Linked DNA regions of Mus musculus: region 2 is linked to region 1. A link is a loop called in an ENCODE intact Hi-C map of the cell type or tissue named here. Cell type or tissue: heart. All regions are shown on one strand.

Region 1 (8,000 bases):
AGGAAGGAAGGAAGGAAAAAGATTTACTCAGTGTGCTCACATTGAGAAGGGAACAAAGAAGTCAAGTGACCCACTGCCATGACAGTTAATTGTCAGCTTGATGAATCCTGGCGTAACCCTGGAGGACAGTCTCCATAAGGGGCTGTCTTCATCAGGTTGCTTGTAAGTATGTCTGTGGGGAACAGCTTGTGTGTTAATTGATGTGATAGGACTCAGCTGATGGTAGGCAGCCCCATCCCTTGGTTCAGGGCCCTGGCCTGATTAGGTGTGAAGGAATTTGGACTGTGGACCGAGTAGGAGTGGAGAGATGTATGCGTTCCTCACTGCTCTTGATGTAGCAGGACTTGCTGAGTTCCTGTCCTGATTTCCTTGATGATTGACTAACCGTGTGGACTAAAGTAATCCCTGTGTCCCCTGAGATGCTTTCTGCAGCAAGCACCGCTAACCATCGAGGCATCTCCCCCACCCCAAGGTGCTTTTGTTAAGGATTTTTATCACAGCAACAGAAGAGAAATCATAACACCCTCCCTGAGGGTCCTTTTGGGGGTCCTGGCGTGAGGCTTAGGTTTAAGTAGAGGCAAGAGTTACCCCTCACACTAGTCCTGGCCAAGGTGTGGTCATGGATTCACGCCCATCAGCACTGTCAGATCCAGTTTCTCTGGCAATGCCGTCAGACCGTTTTTTTAGACCCATGAGAGATCTCCCTGTGGAAGACAGGCTTCCCCACTTTCTGTCACCAGGGCCCAGTTTTCCCTTCTCCAAGCATGAGATTCCTCGGGTGTGTGTGTGGGGGTGGGGGATTCCAATTTCTCCACGTCCTTTCTTTCAATAATCTGGCAACCAAAAGCAAGGGTACAAGTGTCTCTTTTGAAAATCTCCGTTCCTCCTAGGAGTTAAAAACAAAAGAGAGCCCTGAAACTCTAGGATGAGGTCTCTGTCTGACCTCTGTCTCCGAGGGTTCTCCAGCCAGCAGCAGCAGCAAAGCTGGGCAATACTTGACAATGTCTAAGCACTAAGAGCATGCTTTTCTTTTCTTTTCTTTTCTTTTCTTTTCTTTTCTTTTCTTTTCTTTTCTTTTCTTTTCTCTTCTCTTCTCTTCTCTTCTCTTCTCTTCTCTTTTCTTTTCTTTTCTTTTCTTTTCTTTTTTGGTTTTTCGAAACAGGGTTTCTCTGTATAGCCCTGGCTGTCCTGGAACTCACTCTGTAGACCAGGCTGGCCTCCAACTCAGAAATCCGCCTGCCTCTGCCTCCCGAGTGCTAGGATTAAAGGCGTGCGCCACCACTCCCGGCAAGAGCATGCTTTTCTAAGCCTTATATAAAAAAAGCAAAGTAACCCACTTCAGCTACAGGATAGAGGGTAGAGAAGGAAAATGCAGATCCAGGGAAGAGTACAGTCCACAAGCAGAACTCTTCTTTCTTTCTCTCTCTCTTTCCTTCTTTCTTTCTTTTCTTTCCTTCTTTCTTTCTTTCTTTTTTAAAAAACTTTTATTATTTATAATTGTGGGCATGTGTGTGTGTGTGCCTATGCCTGGTATGTGCACATGAGTGCAGAGATGTAAAATGCCAGAGGCCAGAGGCCTAGGAGCCCCTGGAATAGGAGTCACAGGCAGCTGTGAGCTGCCATTTCGGTCCTAGGAGTGGCACTCAGGTCCTGTAGGGAGGTCAGCCAGCACTGATTGCTGAGCCATCTGTCTCCTCAGCCTCACAGGCTGAGCTCTTGTTTCTACATTCGCTCTGGTTTATAGGTTAGCAGGTTGCAGAGGCCCCACCAATCAATCAGCTCTGGTAGCTTTCAAAGTTTCAACGTGAGTAGTTTAGTTTTACCTGTGACTGCTAATTAACTTGCTTTCTCTCCTCCCTCTACCCTCTGATCCTTGAAATTAAAATGTGAACACATCAGAATCTTATCCTCTTGGCCAGAAAGCTCTGGGTTATGTCCTTCTAAAGACAGAACCCTAAAAACATTTGGGAGATGAGCTGAAATTGGCAAATAGCTATTTATGCTGTGAAAGTAAGACGGTCCAGTCCCAAAGCGGCTCACCAGAGGGAGCATGAGGCTTTAGTCCCTACCCTCACCTGCAGCTTCCAGGCAGGGTGCTCAGTCAAGAGGAGACAAGAACCCAGCTCTCCCTTCTCTCATTCCCGGCAGGAGACCCAAGGATGTCTGGGAAGCTGTTTGGGGCCCCTAAGGTGCCGGGCGTGGTGGCGCACGCCTTTAATCCCAGCACTCGGGAGGCAGAGGCAGGCGGATTTCTGAGTTCGAGGCCAGCCTGGTCTACAGAGTGAGGTCCAGGACAGCCAGGGCTACACAGAGAAACCCTGTCTCGAAAAAACCAAAAAAAAAAAAAAAAAAAAAAAAAAAAAAAAAAAAACCTCTGTTCTCATCAGCAGGAAAGAGTCCACTCCATAGTGCTTCCCTCTAACTTCCTTGTGCACAGTGTCACACAGTCTACAGGAGCTGCACTCACAGAAACCATAATAATAACCCAAAGAAAGGAATACGAATGTTACTTCCAGAGAGAAAAGGAACAGGAAAAGATGGGATGCTAAAGGTTTTCGGGTTTTTTTGTTTGTTTGTTTTAGCATTCGAATGTATTGTCAATATTTTTAAATAAAATTCTCAACAGACTGGTGTAGAAGCTGTTAAAATAGGGGTGAGGTGGTAGAGCCTCCTCTATTACAAGTATTTTCATTGCTCTTTGAGCTTCTGGCCCATATTTCCTATAAAGCAACGCTTCACATCCCACACGGAGGTCAGTAACGAAGACTCAAGGTTCCCTCATTCTGTAGAGGGGAGGCTGAGGAGAGACAGAGCAGCCTTAGCTGTAAAACCCTTCATTACACCCATTCTCTTGTCTCTCAAGAGATCTAGGACAATCTCAAAATATCTAAAGAAGTCACTTCAACCAGAGTAGAAATAAGAGGAATGTGATTTTGTGTGTTTTCATTTTTATGCTTTTACTGGTCTCTTGTAGCCCAGGCTGGCTTTGAACTCCAATCCTCCTGCCTCGGTTTTCCAAAGGCTGAGATTATAGGTGTAGAAGCTGCTCTGTGATTGGTTTTTGACCTATCTTTAGGGAGGGCTCAGAATGCAGCTCTTTCCAGTTGTGGGAGGGGCTAAATTAGAATGTGAGACCAGGTAGGAAAAGTCAGATGTGGTAGGGACAACTAAAAATGAGCATGTGGCTCTGAGTGCTATGCCATATAATTAAGTATGCAATCATTTTTATTATAATTTTGATTGCTGGGGTTGAACCAAAGCCTTGGGTACTCAAGTGGATGCCTTACATCGCACTGTACCCCCTGCCCAGTGAATATGCCTCATGATGACATTGTAGTGGGGAACACTGTTCTCATTTTCAGGTGATAAAAGACACAGCAAGGATCCAAGCAATGTGTTCAAAGCCCCCTTCCTGGACAGAAGTGGAAAGGGGATTAAGAGATAAGAGCCTGGCTCCTGTCAGTCTTTCTTCTTCTGGACACAAAAGACAGATCTCCCCTCAAAGGCACTAAGTTTATTTTAAGCCAATACGAATAACCATGACATGAGCAAAATTCGGGTTGCCCTTAATGACGTACTCCAGTGTGGAATAGCTACAGGATATGTTCTTAGCCACAAAACCAAAGACTGTACTTACCAAAGACCTTGTGCCAACACTGGTCGGTGAGTTACTCCAGGGAAATCTCTGATATTATCTGATGACATACTTAGATGACATACAAGATGTTCTTGGTTTGTACAAGTTAGTAGTCTGCTAAATGAATAAATTCCAGGTGGGTGTTATCCACTTGTAGTGGAAGCACTCGTAAGAGAGAGGCAGGCAGATCTCTTTTGAGTTCAAAGTCAAAAAGTTCCAGGACAGCCAGGGCTACATAGAGATCCTGTCTCTGATTAGTGAACTAATTTAAAATAAAATTTCCTACCTGATGGTCAAGAATACTGGGTCAGTTAGGTGGGTTGGAGATAAACGGCTACTTAAAGGAACTAAAGATACTCAAATATAATTTTGGCTGTGAATCTGCAACAGCCCAACACCCACAATCACAAAGTTCTAATTAGTTTGCAGAATCTTCACTCAAGTGATTTTTTTCAGGGAACCCCAAACACCATTCTTCTCTTCCTGCCCTGTCACCCCAATAAGAAAACGTTCTTACAGAATCCGAGGGCAGAGAATCCTGGGCAACCTCTTTCGCTTAAGGAGGAACCAAAACCTATTACATAACAAAGCAAATTTTGCTGTTTTCAGTCAGTGGGGACTCTAGAACAAAAGATTCTTTAACAGACCTTCACACCTCCAGATCTGTTTGGACAGTTTATCCCTCCACATTAGGCATCTGCGTTGGAGTACTTGCTTTCCCACAAAGATAGTCTTGTGCCGTTCAAGATTAAAATCTTAACACGAGATACTACTATACTTTCTTGTATGCAAGAAAGACACTTAGGAAACAAGTACGGGAGGTAGCCAGCACAGGAGCCAGGGCTGGCTGCCGCCTCTCGGCTGATTGGCTTGCATGGTTGCAAGGGCAGCAAGGCCTTCGGCTGGCTTCCGAGAACGATTGGCTACTGAAGCCCCACCCCCTCCCTGATTGGACAAAGTGTTGAAACTAGGATTGGTGGAGCGTAAGCTAAACCAGTCCAAGCTCCTGGTGCACCGCAGAGATGGCGACTGCAATCCGGCTGCTGGGACGGCGAGTTTCCAGTTGGAGACTGCGGCCATCACCGTCGCCCCTCGCTGTCCCGCGGCGGGCCCACTCGATATTGCCTGTGGACGATGATATCAACGGGCTAAACGAGGAGCAGAAGCAGGTAGGAAGGCCGGCCCCAGGACATGTCCCAGGTCTTACCCAAGTGACTTGTGCCTGCCAGGCCTTGGAAGCGTTTCGTAGAAGCTAGGGAGAGGAACTGCGCGCCCTCTCCCTACTAATATTTGAGGGAGACAGCAAGACAGGGGGATTCCTGGCTTTGAACTCCAGCTAGGAGGAGATAAAAGAGTAAGGACCAAACCTGGAAGACTGGTGGTGTTTGGGTGGGCAGATTGGTTGGCCCTACTTCTAGTGGCTCTCATGAATCTGAAAACACTTACACCCCAACCTGTTCTCTCTCTCTCTCTCTCTCTCTCTCTCTCTCTCTCTCTCTCTCTCTCTCTCGCTCACTCTCGCTCTCCTTCTCCCTCTCGCTCTCCCATTCTCCCCTTCCTTGGGGTCTCAGTATGTATAGCTTTGGGTGGCCTGGAAGGCATTAAACTAGTACTTGAACTCTACTAGTGAACTCTTGCTTTTGCCTCAAGAGTGATGGGATTAAAGGCATGGGCCACCATACCTGGCTTGTAAGCAATGGTTCTCAACTTATGGTTGAAGTTACGCATGACCCATAGCTACCAGGGCAATTTGCTTTTTCAATGGAAGACTTTAAAGAATTCTGAAATGCCATCTTAAGTTTGTTTTCTTCCCCTCTTCAAGGCATAATGCACAAAGCTGAAAAAAAAAAAAAGAGCTTGGTTGCTGGGCAGTGGTGGCGCACACCTTTAATACCAGCACTCGGGAGACAGAGGCAGGTGGATTTCTGAGTTCGAGGCCAGCCTGGTCTACAGAGTGAGTTCCAGGACAGCCAGGGATACACAGAGAAACCCTGTCTGGAAAAAACAAACAAACAAAGAGCTTGGTTAACCTACTCTTATTGCTAGGTTTAACTCTCTTCCCTAATCGAAGCCAATGAATAATTTCCAGGGATGCCTTGGGTCCTGCCTATCTATCTATCTATCTATCTATCTATCTATCTATCTATCTATCTATCTATCTATCTAGATATCTAGATATCTATCTAGATATCTATCTAGATATCTAGATATGTATGTATATGAAGCAACTGCTGTAGATTGCCTAAGAGATTGCTGAGGAGTGATGGTTTCACACACAGTGTGTCTGAGTCAGATGCTATACCAAGGGCAAGTATTGCTATGAATAACCTTAGTGGAGGAAGGGAGTGGAGCCCCTAGGCACCTTCTGGAATTCTAAGAAAGAAAGAAAAGTGAAGAACCAGGGTACAGTTACAATCAAATCAAACCCACACTCCATCAGAGTAAATAACTCAATGTCCAATATCTAGGGTTAATCATGACCTTCTGGGCTCCTCTAAGGGGCTTGAGTCACTTCTCCAGCTCTGCCCTCTACAGCCCACACAGCTTGTCTTCTAAGCTCTGGTAAGCACCACCTCCTGCTGCTGCTGTTCTTGGTGGCCCTCCCGTGGTACTGGTTATCTCCAAAATGCTGGGTCTCTGCTGCAGCTGAGCTGGACTTCTATTAGTAGCCTCTTCTGGGATCTCCTCATGGTGCCAAACTTCTGCTTTTCTGCATGGCCCCTTTAATCCTGGGGCATTAAATGTAATCCATGACCCTTTACCAAGAGCCTGCCTCTCTTGGCTTCTGACAATGTCAAGTCTCAGCTACTCTCTATGACCCATTCGTACCTTTAAAACCAGCAGCACCTGGAAGACTTATGCTTGATCAAGTTCCGCTGTCAGCACAGTGCAGCCTTAGCTATCTCTGTAGCACAGCTTCTGAGTGCTAACTGAGGAAACACCTCCCAGAAGATTTCACCTCAGGGATGCTGGTCTCTTCCCAAACAACACTCATTTCTCAGCTCCAGCATCAATTTCAAAGCTCCAGTTTTGCTGTCAAAGCAAAGGTTTCACTTTAGTGGTTCTGGTCTTTTGTTAATCAGAACTGACTTTTCAGCACTAGCTAATCAGGACCATAAATTCTTAACTCCAAATATGAAATGACCCCAGTAGAGTCTTCGAGTGACTCTCAAACTTCCTTCCAGAACTTCACAAGCCAGGCCTCCATCCTCTGCATTTCTCTCAACAATTTTATGTCCCACAGAATAGCTCACTAAGCTTTGAAAACGTAATGACTTCTAGTTCAAAGTTCCAGAGTCCTTCCACAATCCTCCCCAAAACAACATGCTCAGGTCTATCACACACACTATCCTGGTACCAATTTCTGTCCTAGCTAGAATTATAATTGCACTGACAAAACACCATGACCAAAAGCAACGGGAGGAGGGAAGAATTTGTTTGACTTGCAGCTCCGCATCTTAGTCCATCACTGTAAGAAGTCAGGACAGGAATTGAAACAGCGCAGGAACCTGTAGGCAGGAGCTGATGCAGAGGCCATGGAAGGGTACTACTGCTTACTGGCTTGCTCCTCATGGCTTGTTCAGCCTGTTTTCTCACAAAAGCCAGAACCACCAGGCCATGGATACCGCCCACAACCACCAATGGGCTATACCCTCCCCCATCCATCACTAATTAAGAAAGTGCCCTAGAGGCTGTAGAGACAGCTCAGCTGCTAAGAGCACTGGTTGCTCTTTCAGAGGTCATGAGTTCAATTCCCAGCAGCCACATGGTGGCTCACAACCATCTATAATGGGAACTGATGCCCTCTTCTGGTGTGTCTGAAGACAGCTACAGTGTACTCATATACATAAAATAAATAAATAAATATTTAAAAAGAAAGTGCCCTAATTAAGTCACTTATTAAGAAAAATCCGGAGCTGGAGAGATGGCTCAGAGGTTAAGAGCACTGACTGCTCTTCCAGAGGTCCTGAGTTCAAATCCCAGCAACCACATGGTGGCTCACAACCATCTGTAATGAGATCTGATGCCCTCTTCTGGTGTGTCTAAAGACAGCTACAGTGTACTCATATATAATAAATAAATCTTTAAAAAAGAAAAATCCAAGTTACAGCTGGCTCTTATGGAGGCGTATTCTCAATTGATGCTTCCTCTCCCATGGCCCTAGCTTGTATCAAATCACTATAAAACTAGCTAGCACATGCTCCTACCCACTGAACCCTTCGTCCACCCTCTTACTTTCCCTTCTAAATCAATGTCTTTTCAATGCTTTTAAGCCTGAATACTTTAAAGAAGATTGCCTTCATTTATAGTAGGTATTTATACAGTTCTTTGTTTTGAGACTGGATGTTGCTGGGTGGCCAGG
Region 2 (8,000 bases), 47 kb before region 1:
TTACTCAAGAGTTACGCAATTTATCTCAAACCTTATAAAGACTTAAAGAGTTCAATTTCAAAATTATTAGCTGAGGCTGATTGAGAATTAGGTTCAGTAGAAAAATTTACAAGATTCACATGTGGACTATTTAGATCCACAGATGGCTTGCATTTTAGTTATTTTGTCTTCTATTCATTCTCTCCATTTGGAATTGGTTCTAATGCTTTGTCTTAATTCTGCTCCCCAGATCAGGAATCTTTCTGTCCAGATGCTGAAGGTCCTTGCAGGGGGTATGGAGCCTGCTTCCTGCCACCTGTCCCAGGCCCACGTGCCACGCAGGGCTGTGTTGTTGATTTTCAGCCTTTGCACCAAGTCTCTCTTCATGCCAAGCCTCTCTGCACAGAGGCAGGTTTTTCCTGCAGGTATACTCTGGTTTCCCAGGGGCTGCAGTGCCTGGGACTGAGAGACCCCGCCGAGCACTGTCACACACATGGGAAGTGCCTGAGGCTCCAGTTAGCAGCTGCTGCTGGTGCCCTTTGCAGGGAAGTGCATTGAGAAATTTCTTTCTGAGAGAGGCTTTCCCATGCCCTTTGGACTACTTACTGGCTGTATGTGATTGTTAGGAGATTTGTTGTTGTTGTTCTTTGTTTGGCAGCTGCATTTCTTAACCTCTTAGTATTAAAATGACAGAGTTATAGCTGAAAGCTGTTTTGTTTTGTGGGGAGGGTTGGTGTGGTAACTTCTCTCAGGTTGTTTGGGTTCTTCTATGCCCCACATAAGATGCTCCAAATATAAATTATTAAATTATAATAATTAAGCAACCCCTGTCTTGCTTCCAAATTAATGAAACTCAGACTACGATTTATTTATAATAGTTTTGGGGCAATTACCGGGGGATTGCCCCCAATCTATTTTCCTATATACTAGATTGTCTACTTCCCCAGCTGTGCTCCCCAAATACTTGTCATCTATGACTTCCTGGGTAATTTCTGTTCCACCAGCCTATCCTGTTGGAGACTGGTTCTAATGATTTGATCCAATCGGGAAATCTGCGTGTCCAAACGATAAAGGTCCTTGTCCCCATTTGGTTTGACCAATAAATGCCAGCATCTGATGGCTGGGCAAAGGGAGACAGGGTGAGACCCTTAGAGTTGTGAGGACTAGGGCGCAGTGGGGGAAAAGTCGATGAAGTGGTGGGAGAAGGATGGTCGTTGTAGGAAATAAAGCCAACCAGCCATGGGAGATTTTAGGTAAGTGGCCACTGGTCACTTCCAGGATTGGGCCTAGAGTAGCAGGCAGAGGATTAGAAGTGTCCTGCCTTTGAGTATCCAAGGCATCTTAAAATTAACTGGTGTGTGCGCGTACTCCTGGGCAGGTAGGTGGGCAAATGCATGGGTGCCATCTGCCAGGAGCCCAAACTCAATGTTAAACTATCCTCAGGGTCCATTTTACTTGGACACAGGCTCCTGGTCCATCCTATCTAATGGAGACCTCCTGTTCTATCCATCTTCTTCTTTCTTCCCTCTCCTTCCTCATCATCCCTGCCTGCAATCCCCAGCCCAGTAACTAAAACTCTTGTCTATTTCTAGTCACCTGAGTAATTGGCTGTAGCCATTTTTCATTGAACCAATAATTCGTGTATGTAAGAATCTGCTCATTGGGGGTAACCACATCTTGGGGGCCAGTATTTAGCATTTGAATACACAGCAGCACCGGACCAACTCCCATCACATTAATTAATCAACCCCATAGGCATTAATTCATAAATAAATTAGACTCAGTGTCATTATTTGGGTACTGGGGCAGGCATAGAAAATTCCAAATGGTTACCAAAAGAATAGGAAGAAAATGACTTTAAGGGCTCTACCAAGAAAAAAGTCTGGTCCATGTCTTTAATCCCAGGACTCCCAAGGTACAAATATATCTCTGTGATAGATCATAGGTAGGTAGTTCTGGATCTTTGTGAGTTCAAGGCTAGCCTGGTCTATGTAGTAAATTCAGAACAGTCAGGACTACATAGTGAGCACCTGTAAAGGAAGGAGAGAAGAGGGGTGAGAGAGAAGAGAGGAGGTAGAGGATAGGATAGAGAAAGGAGAGAGGAGAGAGAAGGATAGGATAGAGAAAGGAGAGAGGAGGATAGGATAGAGAAAGGAGAGAGAAAAAGGAGAGAGGGGAGAAGAGGCAGAGGATAGGATAGAGAAAGGAGAGAGAAAAAGGAGAGAGGGGAGAAGAGGCAGAGGATAGGATAGAGAAAGGAGAGAGAAAAAGGAGAGAGGAGAGAGAAGATAGGATAGAGAAAGGGGGACGGGAGAGAGAGAGAGCAAGTTAACTGTCATTGGTTACTGTGTGGGTTCTTTCACCCTCTCCACCCTTTCAACCCCCTAACACTAGATAGGAGAGAATAAAAGAAAGAGGAGAAAGGACATTATCTTTAGACCACTTCCTGCTGCTTAGGGGCATTGAGTTCCTTGGGGGCAAGTTTGATCTTCACTGTCAGGGTATGTAATTTCTTCTTGTTCTTTCTTCTTTGCACATGACTACTTAACAAAGTGTGACCAACCATAACCAACAGCAAGCAACCAACAACCCACACCATTTCTCAGGGCCCTAGCATTTATATACCCTCTAAAAAGTTCCCAAAGTCCAAACATAACACCATCGCACTCTGATAGAGCACAAGGCACATCATAGTCAGTTGCTGTGAACTGTCTGAAGCAGCCCCATATCCCACACCAGGGATTAAAACAAAACCACATTTTCATAAAAGAAATCAAAATGCCAAAATTGTCACCATGGGGGGGGGGAGATCCATTTCTACCTTAAAACTTAACACTTCTCATTGTTCCTGAGATTAACAACTCCTTATCTTTCCTGAATCAAACACACCTAAATCTTATTATTTAAATAAGGTTTTGCTGTTCTGTAGCTCCTACTGGCCTGGAATGTAGCCTAGGCTAACCTTAAAGACAGGGCAATTCTCCCGTGGCAGCCTCCTGAGTGCTAGAATCACCACTGTGGACCACTAGGACCTCAGTCTTTCCGATTTATACTGGTTCTTTGCTTTTCTCTCTTATAGCATCTTTGTTTTCCCTTCATTATCTTCCCATGGATGGTAAATGTGTGTTTGCAGTTGTCTGTTTAGTGTGTTTTCTGGATTATAAGCTCCAAGAGGGCAGAGCTAAAGTCAGCCCTTCTATATACTCCCCTTACCCCATCACCCTCTTAAATGTCCAGCACCAGGCTGCTGCTCCTTTTGTATTTGTGTTTTCAACGTGACGACTGAAAATCTGCCTTGTTTTGTATGAGTAACTTTAATTTGTAATTAAATCTGCATGCGGGTTTTTAAGCACATTAGCTATTTCAGCCCACTGGTGTCCTTCAAGTAGGCTCTCCTGCTCTTCACCTGGTAGTTTCTATTCAGGCCACCTGTATTCCTGGCAGGATCCTTAGCAATCAAAGACCAAATAAAGAGGATTGTGACTTGACGCTAGGCGAGTTCACGTGTCTGCCTTCTGGCTGGAATGTGACAGCTTGGCTCAATAGCTCCATTCAAGCCAGCCCAGTGAGTCCCTGGCCCAGCCTCGACCAGCAGGCTGGAGCAACTCTGCTCGAACCTTCCGTACAGCATGGCGGCTCCCGAGGCCGAGGCACAAGAGACAGCCTTCCGTACAACAGGGCCGCCTACAGACTCGGAGCCGCGCCCCTTCCCTCCCAGCTCCCGGAAGTTTCCTTTTGAAAGCGCGGCGGCAGACTCTAACGAGGACTGGGCAGTTGCTGCGGAGCATTATTTGAAAGGGAGCGGAGAGAACGGCGGATGGGAGCAGCCGGCACCGGGGTTAAGCTCTGCGGGATGTGTGCGGGTGGAAGGACGGGCGGGCTGGCGTGGCGGGGCTCTGGCGCTGCTAATATCCGTCTTGCACTTTCAGGGTCCAGCCAAGCCACCCGGCTACGATGGCCAGTGCTAAGACGGTGTGCGATGCGCAGCCTCACTCGATGCCGAGCTGCGGCTTGCCCGCAGGTGGGTGTCCACACCTCCACCAGCCGGGGGGTCTGTAGTCTATATGCTAGGACTAAGAAGGACGAAATCTGTATGTCGGGGCGGCGTCCGGTTAGCTCTGACATCCTCCTGCTCCTCACCCCAACTAGGCTGTGTAAGAGAGTCCCTGTTCCTATTTCTGACCCAGCCCCCTTTTGCGATTACCAAGGTTATGCAGCGCTATGCAGCCCAGGCTAGCTTGGGGCACACAGAGATCCTGCCTCTGCCTCCTGAGTGCTTAAAGGCTTGTGTCACCATGCTCAGTGCTTGGCCTCCCTTTTTTCCTTTTTTTTTCTCCCCCCCGCTCCAGCCCTTCCCTCCCGCCCGCCTTTTTTAAAAGCTAGGTTTCACTCTGTAGCCCTGTGTAACGTTAGCTTTCAGCAACATTCCCACTTCCGCTCCGAAATGCTGAAATTACAGGCCCACTGCCACCACACTTGCCTCTCTAGAACCCCTTTTTTTTTTTAATTGTGTGCATGTGGTGCAGGGGGGGCTTGTGCATATGAGCTTAGGTGCCCATCGAGAGTCAGAGCCTTGATCCCCTAGACCTGGAGTTACAGGCGGTTGTGAGCCACCTTATATTGGTGCAGGGAACCAAACTCCAGTCCTCTGGAAGAGTAATTTTCCCTTTTAACCTCTGAGTCATCTCTTTAACCCTAGAAATTGCTTTTAATGCAGTTATCCTTTTTATTTCCAGGTAAAGATTGGTTGTCTTAAGATTGGGGAGAAAACTCCAGGGTTCCTTGTTCACATTAGCAGGTGCACAGTGGCTCTCCCGAGCAGACCATCAATATATGTTGAGTGGAATGAGAGAGATGAGCCCGGCCCAGACAGAGTTACTGAGAACCTTGAGAGGAGAGAGAGGCTGAAAACAATTTGTAGCTGCTTTTCTGTCTTGGTCTGTGCTGCTTTTCTTGTGGTTGACAGTCATCAGGTGAGGTCTGTAGTGATTGTACTGCCTCACGTGGCGATTATAGCACAGAAGATGGTCCTGGCGTTGGGCGGCTGTTAGGAGGGCTTAGGAGCATCCTTTTACCGTCCCTTTCCAGATGATTCCGCGCAGCGGATCGGAGAACAGCGGCAGGCAGGCTTGGCCTCAGAAGTGAAGTAAAACAGGCTTTTCCACCAGGCTTAAAGGTTTATTCTCTTTGCCCTGGGTATCTCAAGACATCCTAGTGCCATTAGCAGAAGCATTGCTTAAGGAGTGGAGGCAGGACTCTGCAGCCTTCTGCTGCTGCTTCTCCACCCCGCCCGCCCCCCCCCCCCCAACACACACACACACACACACACACACCTTCCTCACAGTGCCCTGGATAGCTGGCAGTGACAGCCTTCCTCACCAAACTAAAGTTTTCATCTCTGTTTGCAATCCCACCCCAGCTTCATGGTCATGTGTAGTGCAATAGCTAGCTGTGAAGTTTTTAGGTTGTCTCCACCTACAAAGGGAAAACAGCTAGGAAATGAAGGTGGGTGTGGTACACACCTGTCAGTCAGTCATCCTAGCGATTGCTCTAGATATCCAGGGAAGGGGATGCACGTGTGCTCCAGGCCTGCTTGGTCAATGTAGTGAGCTGCAGGTTATACAGCAAGACCCTCGGAAGAGGGGCTTGAATAAACAAGCTTGACAAACTTTCTTCTTTTACACCAGCCATCTAATTCTCCTTAGCATCTCTCTTCTTAGGAGACCATCATAAGTTCTACTGATGGCTCTTCCCTACAGCATAGTCCTCAGGGTTCCGCAGATACAGATTGTTGAAGCTGGTTGCAGTTAATGAATTAGTTTTTAATTTATTATGAACTCTAATTACATGGACTAGATATATTACTGTATTTAACTTACTACTACTTGAGTTGACAAGATAATACTACAAAGTTACTTCTTCTAACAGATACCTCGGAAGAACCCATTTAATAATTGCATAGTGTTAGGAATATTGAAACTAAATTTCTAATGTCCTGTAAATTGTACCTATAAGCAAAATGAGTTGAGGAACTATATTTACTCCAAATTAATGTGCAGCAACTTATTTGAATAAACTTTTTATTAAATACAAAGTGCTCTACAGTATGATTCAGCACTATACCTCATTTCTTCAACTTAGTAATTATTTAATTATTATGCCTTTTAACCTACATCCAGTTTAAAGGAGCCATTTACAGTGAAGAAAGTGGAGTCCGTATAATCTAGAACCTTCTGAGCTGGAAAGAGAACAGCCTAGGGGTTGGGGTCTGATAGGTGCTATGGCATGTGTGTGTTACACCGTGTGTGTGGGCGTCAGGATAGGGGGTGGGAAGGGTTACCTGGTCTGGCCCAGTCAGGAGATCAGCAAGAGGGCCAAGTAGGAATCTCTTAACAAGGGGTCAATAAAGGACAAGAACTGGAAGGGCAAGAGCCTGGCGTAGGGAAGAGGAGAGGAAAGAGTTTATATGTCCAGGGCAGTGAAACAGACCAGAGTTGACAAGTTCCTTTTATTCTGCCTGTGGCTGATTCCTGAAGTCTGGACATATACCTAGCCACCGGAACATGAAGATGTCTCAAAGTGGTTGTGAGGACATTTTGGTGAAAGTGGGTAACACTTAAGAGGAAACAGCTAGAAGCTGTCTGGGGAGAAAGGATTTGGGAGCCTTGAGGGGCAGTTCCAGCTGGACTTTTCCTTCTGCCTCCATTGTCACGTAACTGTAGCCTGTCAAGCTTGGGGTCTCATCAGGCACTCGGAGCGATGAATTTTGTGTGTTGGTGCATGCCTTGTTGCGAGATATTTGCTCACATTGTGACCCCTGAGAGTGTGACCTGGAAAAACCTGTTTCTTGTGGTGTGGCTCAGCCCTAGCACACACATTTAACCCAAGAGCTTTCTGTAAAGAAGAGTTAAGTGAAGTCAGTGACAGGGGAAGAAGCAAAGCAGCCACCAGTTGACAGGGAGTGAAGTTAAGAAAAGGCAGGGAAGAGAGAGGAGGGTCTGCGAGTCAAGGGGATTGAAGACCGTGTGGAGAAGGAGAAGGCGCTTTTCCCTCTGGGTCACCAGCTGGGCGCTTTCTCTGCCTCTCTGAGCTAGCAGGCTTTCACCACAGCGACTGGCTCCTGAGTCCCCATAGGTAAATCAAACATTGGTGATTTTGTTTCATAAACAATACACCTACAAACCCCAGCATTTGGAGGCAGAGTCAAGAACTGTCTCTCCATTTTTTGAAGCAAGTCGGTGTAGAGACTTTCTTTGGAAACAACCTCTATTCCTATCTTAGATTGGACAGTATGAAAATGAGGGCTTATGGTAGCTCAGAGTGGGGCTCTGTGTGGCACAGCAAGAAGGCTGGTGGGTCGTGCTGTGGCTTCACTCCTATTTTCCCTTTCAGATACACAAACTCGAGCTACTTCTAAACTACCTGTTAAATCCAAAGAAGCGGATTTGCTTAGACATCTTCATCCAGGAGGGCCAGAGCCTGATGTTACAAAAGTCACCAAATCGAGACGAGAGAATGGGTGAGAGTAGATCGCTGGCATCTGGTTATAGCAGCTTGCCAGAGAGCCCGAGAGCTTGCCCTGTGTGTTCAAGGGCCTGGGTGGACTGTCCAGCAGACAGGTGGAGGGACAGGGAGAGATACTGATTTTTCTAGAAATTGCTGAGCACCAGAAATGTTTTAATAGAGACTGAAGAGATGGTTTAGCAGTTCTGACTTGGAGAGGACCCTGGTTCTGTTCCTAGCACCTGCATGGTAATTGAAATCCATCTCTAACCTAGCTCCAAGAGATCCAGTGTCCTCTTCTGACCTCTTTTGGGTCCAGGCACACACACATTTGATGTGAGATATATATGTGTGTGTGTATATATATATCACACATAGGAAAAACACCCATCCACATAAAATAATCTGATCAAACAGTCATAGCCTAAAAGGTGAGGCCGACTGTAAGCCTTATTCATAGGCCTGAGCCTGAGCGGGGTCCAGCCTCAGGACCTAGCATGTACATGTGACTCTAGGCA

What was found. A loop is a pair of places that touch in the nucleus more often than their neighbours do. Peaks named below come from ENCODE experiments on the same cell type or tissue, not always from the same donor. Only the 100,000 strongest peaks of a DNase experiment are listed, where the experiment ranks them.
Region 2: it touches region 1 in a loop (2.1-fold over the local background); 7 of 42 quality-filtered maps call a loop at or near these places.

Annotation. Positions count from the first base shown.
Region 1 is chr2:118,857,362-118,865,361 of GRCm38, forward strand. It overlaps Ivd (isovaleryl coenzyme A dehydrogenase), which reads left to right and starts at 4,633. Exons shown (of 12, transcript NM_019826.4): 1 at 4,633-4,806. The coding sequence starts at 4,660. It overlaps Gm39913 (a long non-coding RNA gene), which reads right to left and starts at 4,493. Exons shown (of 2, transcript XR_866660.2): 1 at 3,638-4,493. In heart, no CTCF peak of the experiment used is centred here; a DNase peak (open chromatin) is centred at 4,570; H3K4me3 peaks cover 1,376 bases; H3K27ac peaks cover 1,450 bases.
Region 2 is chr2:118,810,493-118,818,492 of GRCm38, forward strand. It overlaps Knstrn (kinetochore-localized astrin/SPAG5 binding), which reads left to right and starts at 3,511. Exons shown (of 9, transcript NM_026412.3): 1 at 3,511-3,817; 2 at 3,909-4,000; 3 at 7,372-7,498. The coding sequence starts at 3,609. It overlaps Gm38629 (a long non-coding RNA gene), which reads left to right. Exons shown (of 2, transcript XR_866658.2): 2 at 230-686. In heart, no CTCF peak of the experiment used is centred here; a DNase peak (open chromatin) is centred at 3,639; H3K4me3 peaks cover 2,133 bases; H3K27ac peaks cover 1,292 bases.